Regions from separate parts of the Homo sapiens genome. Here region 2 is linked to region 1. A link is a contact called in ENCODE Hi-C or POLR2A ChIA-PET data. All regions are on one chromosome and are shown on one strand. The core of a region is the stretch at or near the end of the contact, and the rest is flanking DNA. Distances in the headings are between cores, read along the strand shown.

The links. A loop is a pair of places that touch in the nucleus more often than their neighbours do. ChIA-PET counts read pairs that join two places held with the same protein, here RNA polymerase II (POLR2A). Pooled maps may share reads with other maps.
Region 2: a pooled map shows a loop between it and region 1 (2.0-fold over the local background). The contact joins the enhancer-like site here to the promoter of TMEM233 in region 1. A Hi-C loop is called at or near these places in 1 of 37 single-sample maps with no recorded cell type and 1 of 50 pooled maps. POLR2A ChIA-PET finds 5 or more read pairs at or near these places in 1 of 52 experiments (activated naive CD4-positive, alpha-beta T cell).

Annotation. Positions count from the first base shown.
Region 1 is chr12:119,591,673-119,595,902 of GRCh38, forward strand. It overlaps TMEM233 (transmembrane protein 233), which reads left to right and starts at 2,102. Exons shown (of 3, transcript NM_001136534.3): 1 at 2,102-2,362. The coding sequence starts at 2,177. All of the region lies in intron 1 of PRKAB1-AS1 (PRKAB1, TMEM233 and CCDC60 antisense RNA 1), which reads right to left. RefSeq lists an enhancer at 2,090-2,663.
Region 2 is chr12:119,690,747-119,694,689 of GRCh38, forward strand. The region is part of intron 46 of CIT (citron rho-interacting serine/threonine kinase); the gene reads right to left. Among named protein-coding and RNA genes, the nearest start is that of MIR1178, 21 kb to the right of the region's middle. Within about 2 kb of position 2,410, at least 8 of the 41 ENCODE cell types and tissues checked have a DNase peak (open chromatin) inside an H3K27ac peak, as active enhancers do.

The DNA.
Region 1 (4,230 bases), core at 852-3,351:
TATAGTCTAGAGATAGAACAAACAGTGAACAAGTAAAGAAATAAATTACAATTGTGACACGCTACACACACAAAAAATAATAAACTGGCAAGAATAAAATAAGGATGGAGACCTACACTAGATAATCTACAAGAAGACCTCTCTTTGAGGAAGTGACTTGACCTGTCACCTGAGGAATAAGAAGGAGGAGCCTCCCAGCACTTTGGGAGGCCAAAGCGGGTGGATCATGAGGTCAGGAGTTCAAGACCAGCCTGGCCAAGATGGTGAAACCCTGTGTCTACTAAAAATACAAAAATTAGCTGGGCGTGGTGGCAGACACCTGTAATCCCAGCTACTCGGGAGGCTGAGGCAGAGAATTGCTTGAACCCAGGAGGTGGAGGTTGCAGTGAGCCGAGATCACACCACTGCACTCCAGCCTGGGTGACAGAGTGAGACTCCAACTCAAAGTAAAAAAAAAAAGAAGGAGGAGCCATGTGACAGCCAGGGAAAAACAGCCGAGGCAGAGGGAACAGCCAATGCAAAGACTTGGTTGAGAATTCAGTAGATGAATCTAATCTTTTAGTTACTCCCATTTTATTAATCCATCAAAATGAGAAAGAAGGCATGGCGGAGAATGTACTATTTCATCTTTGTGTGTTCACCCAGCAAGCTATACTAAGCACCTCCCTTGTACCAGGAACTGTGCCAGATGCTGACACAAAGATGAGCCAGATGACCCCTTCTCTCGGGGAGTGTGCAGTCCAATGAGGGAGGCAGATAACAAAATAAGTATGGCTCATGAGATAAGTGAGAATCTCCCAGGCAATCAGCTTATATTCTGAGAAAGCCAAGAAGATGATTAATAGTTTCAAGTATGATGATGTGAGCAATTGCTTTTGACACTGCATGATCAAATTATTTTCATTTCTTTGTGGTCCTGCAGCTCAGAATACCTGGATTTTTGGTGAAATATTAGCAAGGGATATCAAGTTTAGGATACTGTATAATGCACTATATGTTTCAGAATATAAGGAGAAATAGTATGCTAATAATAGCTAATATTTATTGAGCACATGGATTGACCTGGATAATGTACCATCTCATAGAAGAGTCACTACGACTTTATGAGGCAGGGACTATTATTTCCCCTTTTTCAGATGGAGAAATAGGGGCTTAGCAAGATGAAGGGGCTTTCCTGAAGTGACAATTTCCTAGTTCTGTCTGGATTCAAGCTTCAGTTCTGGTCCATACGGCCCTCTCATGAATAGCTTAGACACTGATACAATTGCTTTTCTCACACTAGTCCCCAAAGTGGATACCTTGTTCTTCTTCCCAGCCCACTCATCCATCTAGGTTGCCTAGGCCAGCCTGATCTACCTGCATTTCTCCCCAGGGGTCCTGCAGGTGGAAAAGTGGAAAGAAGAATTCCTTGTTTCCACACTGGGGAGGGCACCTGGACGGGCATGGACCGGGCAGTGCCCACTGACTGACTATACTGGACTCCAGTCTCTTGAGCCCCAAGTAGAATGTGGAAAGCTTTGAGGCCAAAGCTGGGCACCTGGTTCCCACCCCACCTGGGGGAGGGGGTCGGGGGGAGGAGAAATTCCTGGGGCTCAGTGTTCAAGGTCTGAGGCACAGGAGACAAATCAAATGCCCAGGCACCAGACAGTTAAGGTAAAACGTTGAAGTCAAGAGGAAGTAGTGAGTCTGTTGCCAACTGGATAGGGTTGGTCCTGTCCCATCTAAATGTATTAGAATTAAGTGGCTTTTAAAAATGAGCTGGTCATCTTCAGCCCACGGGCTGGCCAATTTGGAACTTAATGGGCCTTTGCGTCCTCCTTCCCTGAGCCTCCTTTTATTCCAGACTTCTCAGTGTGAGTCTGTGCGTCCCTCCGACGATCTCAGGGAGTGGGGTGCCTTCATCTGCCTGTTCCCTGTTCCTCAGGCTGACGCTCCCGCTGTCCTCCCCGCCTCCCCTCACTCCTTTTCTCCCTCCCTTCCTCCTTGTGGGGAGGCTCTTGGCCAGGGTCCCTGAGCCCGGGCGGGTGCTGGCAGAGGACGCAGAAGGGGTGAGGTCACGTCTCCCTTGAGCCCCGAGCCGCTGGCTTTTCAGAGCCTCGCCACAAGCCGGCGGCCAGAGCCCCAGACCACACAGACCGTGCGCTCCTCCGCCCTCCCGGCGCCGCCGGCCTCGCCCATGTCTCAGTACGCCCCTAGCCCGGACTTCAAGAGGGCTTTGGACAGCAGTCCCGAGGCCAACACTGAAGATGACAAGACCGAGGAGGACGTGCCCATGCCCAAGAACTACCTGTGGCTCACCATCGTCTCGTGTTTTTGCCCTGCGTACCCCATCAACATCGTGGCTTTGGTCTTTTCCATCATGGTGAGTGAATCACGGCCAGAGGCAGCCTGGGAGGAGAGACCCGGGCGGCTTTGAGCCCCTGCAGGGGAGTCCGCGCGCTCTCTGCGGCTCCCTTCCTCACGGCCCGGCCCGCGCTAGGTGTTCTTTGTCCTCGCACCTCCTCCTCACCTTTCTCGGGCTCTCAGAGCTCTCCCCGCAATCATCAGCACCTCCTCTGCACTCCTCGTGGTACTCAGAGCCCTGATCAAGCTTCCCCCAGGCTAGCTTTCCTCTTCTTTCCAGCTCCCAGGGTGCGTTTCCTCTCCAACCCGGGGAAGTTCTTCCGTGGACTTTGCTGACTCCTCTGACCTTCCTAGGCACTTGCCCGGGGCTTCTCAACCCTCTTTTCTAGAGCCCCAGTGCGCGCCACCCTAGCGAGCGCAGTAAGCTCATACCCCGAGCATGCAGGCTCTACGTTCCTTTCCCTGCCGCTCCGGGGGCTCCTGCTCTCCAGCGCCCAGGACTGTCTCTATCTCAGCCTGTGCTCCCTTCTCTCTTTGCTGCGCCCAAGGGCACCGCTTCCGCCACTCTCCGGGGGGTCCCCAGGCGATTCCTGATGCCCCCTCCTTGATCCCGTTTCCGCGCTTTGGCACGGCACGCTCTGTCCAGGCAACAGTTTCCTCTCGCTTCTTCCTACACCCAACTTCCTCTCCTTGCCTCCCTCCGGCGCCCCCTTTTTAACGCGCCCGAGGCTGGCTCACACCCACTACCTCTTTAGGCCTTTCTTAGGCTCCCCGTGTGCCCCCCTCACCAGCAAAGTGGGTGCGCCTCTCTTACTCTTTCTACCCAGCGCGTCGTAGTTCCTCCCCGTTTGCTGCGCACTGGCCCTAACCTCTCTTCTCTTGGTGTCCCCCAGAGCTCCCAGGCGCCCCTCCACCGCTCTGTCCTGCGCCCGGGGCTCTCCCGGGAATGAACTAGGGGATTCCACGCAACGTGCGGCTCCGCCCGCCCTCTGCGCTCAGACCTCCCGAGCTGCCCGCCTCTCTAGGAGTGGCCGCTGGGGCCTCTAGTCCGCCCTTCCGGAGCTCAGCTCCCTAGCCCTCTTCAACCCTGGTAGGAACACCCGAGCGAACCCCACCAGGAGGGCGACGAGCGCCTGCTAGGCCCTCGCCTTATTGACTGCAGCAGCTGGCCCGGGGGTGGCGGCGGGGTGAGGTTCGTACCGGCACTGTCCCGGGACAACCCTTGCAGTTGCGCTCCCTCCCCCACCGGCTCACCTCGCCTGCAGCTGGGCCACGGAACTCCCCGGCCACAGACGCAGAGCCCTGATTCAGCGCTGTGAAAATCGCTAGCCACCCGTCCCCCATCAAGTCCGCCCACACTTGCCCACGGGTGGTGGCACCATATTCGATTCGTGGGCACCTGCAAGGCTCCATTTGCACCCGTAACTTGCCCTTTCCCAAACCCGGTTTGTGGACAGCGTCTGCACCGATATGAAAGCGTGCAGCCGCTGAAGTTCAGACAAGTCTGTATTCAAATCCCAATTCTCCCACTTTCTAGCTGTGTGATCTCTGAAGTCACTGCATCTCTGAACCTCAGTCTCTTTGTAAAACCAGAATAATCATAGCCATGTTTCTTGGGGTTGTTGGGAGCATTCATGACATAAATAATTGTAAAGTGCTTAGAACAGTGACCAGCACGGTATCTTTACAAAATCTTTACTCAAATGTCACTTCATGAGGCCTTCTGTGATTACTGTTTAAAATCAGGACCCCCATCCACCCACCCCGCGCAAGCTCTGTTCTTCCTTCCCTGCTACCTTTTGACCAAATTACTTCTCTCCATCTGATATAGTATTTTAATTATTTGTATGTTTACAGTCTGTGTCCCTCTCATTAGAATATAAGCTC
Region 2 (3,943 bases), core at 1,160-3,659, 99 kb after region 1:
CATTAAATCATCACAGCAGCTCCTGAGCTATGAACAAGCATGACCCTCACTGTACAGGCAAGAAAATGGGGACAGACAGGAGTTAGGTGACTTGCCTGAGCTAATGAGTGGTAGAGCTGGGATTCCAATAAAGACCAGTTTGATAGGCCAGGCGCAGTGGCGCACACCTGTAATCCCAGCACTTTGGGAGGCCGAGGCAGGTAGATCACGAGGTCAGGAGATCGAGGCCAGCCTGGCCAACATGGTGAAACCCCGTCTCTACTAAAAATACAAAAATTAGCCGGGCGTGTTGGCGTGTGCCTGTAGTCCCAGCTACTCAGGAGGCTGAGGCAGGAGAATTGCTTGAACTGGGGAGGCGGAGGTTGCAGTGAGCCAAGATCGGACCACTGCACTCCAGCCTAAGTGACAGAGCAAGACTCCGTCTCAAAAAAAAAAAAAAAAAAAAAAGACCAGTTTGATGTCATAAGCCCCATATAATATCCTACTGACCTACTATTTCCCAGAGCCTAGAAGGCACAGAAGGAAGTCATCAACTAGGAGGTCAGCCTACTAAGACCCAGAAGTCAGGGACCCACAAAGGCCCTCAGTGCAAGGAAGCAGTTTGGAGAAACCCTGTACTGATCACTGTTAACTGCCATGTCTGTCCCACTCCTGGGCCTCGTGTTTGGTCACCTCTGCCCCCATGTGGCTTTCCAAGAGTCTCTGACACCTGATGCAAATGCAGATGCTCAGAAGGTGGATGGTTCTCAGTCATGACAATAAGACGACCGAGAGGTGTAGGGATCAGGCCTGATAGAGTCAGGAAACTGAGCAGGGCAGACAAAGTAAAGCGGGCTCAGAAAACGTCCCAGGCCTCAAAGGTTGATAATTAGTAACCAAGCAGTTGAAAACACTGCGGCCTTTTTGTACAACCCAACCCAATCCTCCACCCACTCCTGGCCTGGATATTTCAAATGAAGATTTCAGCAGACCCAGGGGCCAAACTCCCTCTCTGAAGATGTAGTAAGACCTACAAACACAGAGAGAACTGAAATGTGGCCTTCTGAGTCAATTCTTTCCCACCCTTGATCAGCTCTAAAAGTACTAGGGTCCCTATTATCTCAGCATAATTTGTGCTTGGAAAAGGCCCTACTTAAAATGGAGGAAAAAAATTACAGTGAATATTACTTGAAAACATATTTTGTTTGATTGAGGCTTTATCTTGGAATATAAACTTATTTTATGCTAGATATTTTTAGTATTTAAATTACAATGCAATTACATGCTGATTCCAAAAATGAACCAAGCATGAATCACAGAATGATTTGTTTTGTGCTAATTGTCTCAACAAAATTGCTGCTAACATGCTCTGACACCAACGTTGGACACATTGGACTTTTGCAGTGGATCCTAAAGAAGGCTCTTCAAAAATATTTGAAAAAGCCGGGCACAGTGATGCATGCCTGTAGTCCTAGCTATTAGGAAGGCTAAGGAAGGAGAATTGCTTGAGCCCAGGAGTTCAAGACCAGCCCGGGCAATATGGCAAGACCCCGCTTCTAAAAAACTAAAACTAAAAATTAAAACAAGAAAAGTGTTTTCCCAAAGGACTATCTTAATCCTTGATATTTAAATCCTTCTCATTGGAAGAGGCTATAATTTTATCAACTTGTTCATTTCTTTCTTCAATTATTGGTCTAACTGTATCAGAACCTCTTCTGTCAACGTCCATAATTGAGAAGCGACAGCAAAGACAGTGTTTATTGTGGAAGGAGAGACTCTAGAACAGGCTTGAGGGCCAAATCCGGAAGATGCTTGTTTTTATAAATACAGTTTTATTGGAATGAAGCCATGCCCATCTGGTTATGCATTGTCTTACAGCTGCTTCCGCATGACCACAACAGGGTTGAGCAGCTGAGACAGAGACCATATGGCTCACAAAGCCGAAAATATTTACCATCTAAACCTGTGCAGAAAAAGTTTGCCAATTCCTCCTCTACAATATAACAGAGAAGTTGGTGTGCAGAGATAATTTCATAAGGGCTCAGTTCATAGTGAATAGTTTCATGCCATGCTCTTGCTTTCCCATGCAACTGTAACGTTTGGAGATTCAGACAACGAATGCTCAGAAGGCCAGAACCCCTGTCTCTGCAGCAGTAAGATTTAAGATAACTCAGATTTCAACATCTTGAAATCAAGGTTTATATTCATCTCTAGCCATATGGCTTTGAAATCTGGAAGACAAACAAAAAAATAAATTCCGAGTAGGAGAACTACATTAAGCCTACTTGTAATGGAAAAGAAATGATAAGATGTGTCCACAAGAAACTATCATAAAACAAATGAGAGGGTGCTCACTGGCCAGGGGAAGAAGGATTGCTCAAGGGAAGGCCATTCAGGACGTCAGCTGAGATTAACGGGAGGAAGGAACACACCCGTCATTCCAAGCCAAGTGGGCAGTCTTCCATCTCCTTATCCATTAATGACCCATAATCTACCACATCAATTTTATGGTTTTTTGGCAAGGAGTTACGTTTCCTGCTCTGCTAAACAGACCAGGGCAACGAAGCCTGCAGTGAATCAGACCCAGAAAGCCAACCTTCTACATTCTCAACTGCCCAAAGAAGTCAGCGACCAAAAGATCATTCTATAAGCCAAGAGATAACCAACTACTGATTTTCCAGACATGCCACAGGAAAGCAAACACTTTTCTGCCCCTCGTTCTCAGGAACTGGAACTGTTTTGATCGCACAGTAAGCAACTCCTTTGAGAGACTATATAATCTCAAAAGCAAGGTGCCTGGCCACCTATCCAGTGAGGCAACGGAGGAAAAAAATCTAATTACAATATTTCAATGTGTTTCTGGCATGACTTGGGAACTACTTAAAAAAGATCTAGACATTTTCAGGGGAGGACTGTGGTGCACTGAGCAGTCACTCTTGAAGCAGGGCCAAGCCAAGAGTTAGGAGCATTTAATTATTGGCACTTCTGGTTTTTCAGCAAGTTCCTCAGGTTAAAACCACACTAACCAAACATTTCAGATTAATTAACTCCTATACATCAACAAAAGAGAGATTATTCATTAGGACAGTCTTGCCCAAGATCTTGGTATTTTGTAATATTAGTTGTGGTTCTTCCACCAAATTATGGGCTCCTGGAATATAAGAACATGCTTTCTACATCTCTGTATCCCCAGCCATAGACATTATGTCGGGCACATGGTATGGAGTCCACATAACTATTTAGAAGGTAGACACACCTTATAATAATCCAGAAGATTATCTTAGGTCATTTATTCCCGGGGTTAAATAATCTCAGACCTTCTTTGCAGGCCAAGGTTTCAAACTTCCTACACCTCGAGCTGGATCTAGCTCCTAGCACTGTGTCAAGACGAGGCCAGTCCCACTTCCACACGCAGCTGGTGGGATGGCAAATGGGAGAAGCCTTCAGGGCAGAAAACTCCACACTGTCCATCAGATTTACAAATCCACATCAGCCATCACCCATTCACCCACACTTTTCTAGGAATTTATCCTACAGATAGATTCCTCAGCATGTAAAATGACGTAAGGAGAAAGTCATTTATTGCAGCAACAGATTGGAGACAACTCGAACAGCCATTAATGAAGAAGCAGTTAAACCAATTAAGGTACAGCCCTGATAAGGAAGGTTGTGCAGGCATCTGGGGAGAAATGAATGAATAACTACTTCTCACACTGACACGGAGCAATCGCCAAGACACATCAAGGTACAGGAGAGTATGCAGAATATGCTGCCACTTGTATTAAAAAGGAGGGGTGGTTGCGTGTAGTGGCTCACACCTGTAATCCCAGCACTTTGGGGGGCCAGGGCAGGCAAATTGCTTGAGCCCAGGAGTTCAAGACCAGCCTGGGCAATGTGGTAAAACCCTGTCTCTACAAAAAATACAAAAATTAGCCAGGTGTGGTGGCGGGCGCCTGTAGTCCCA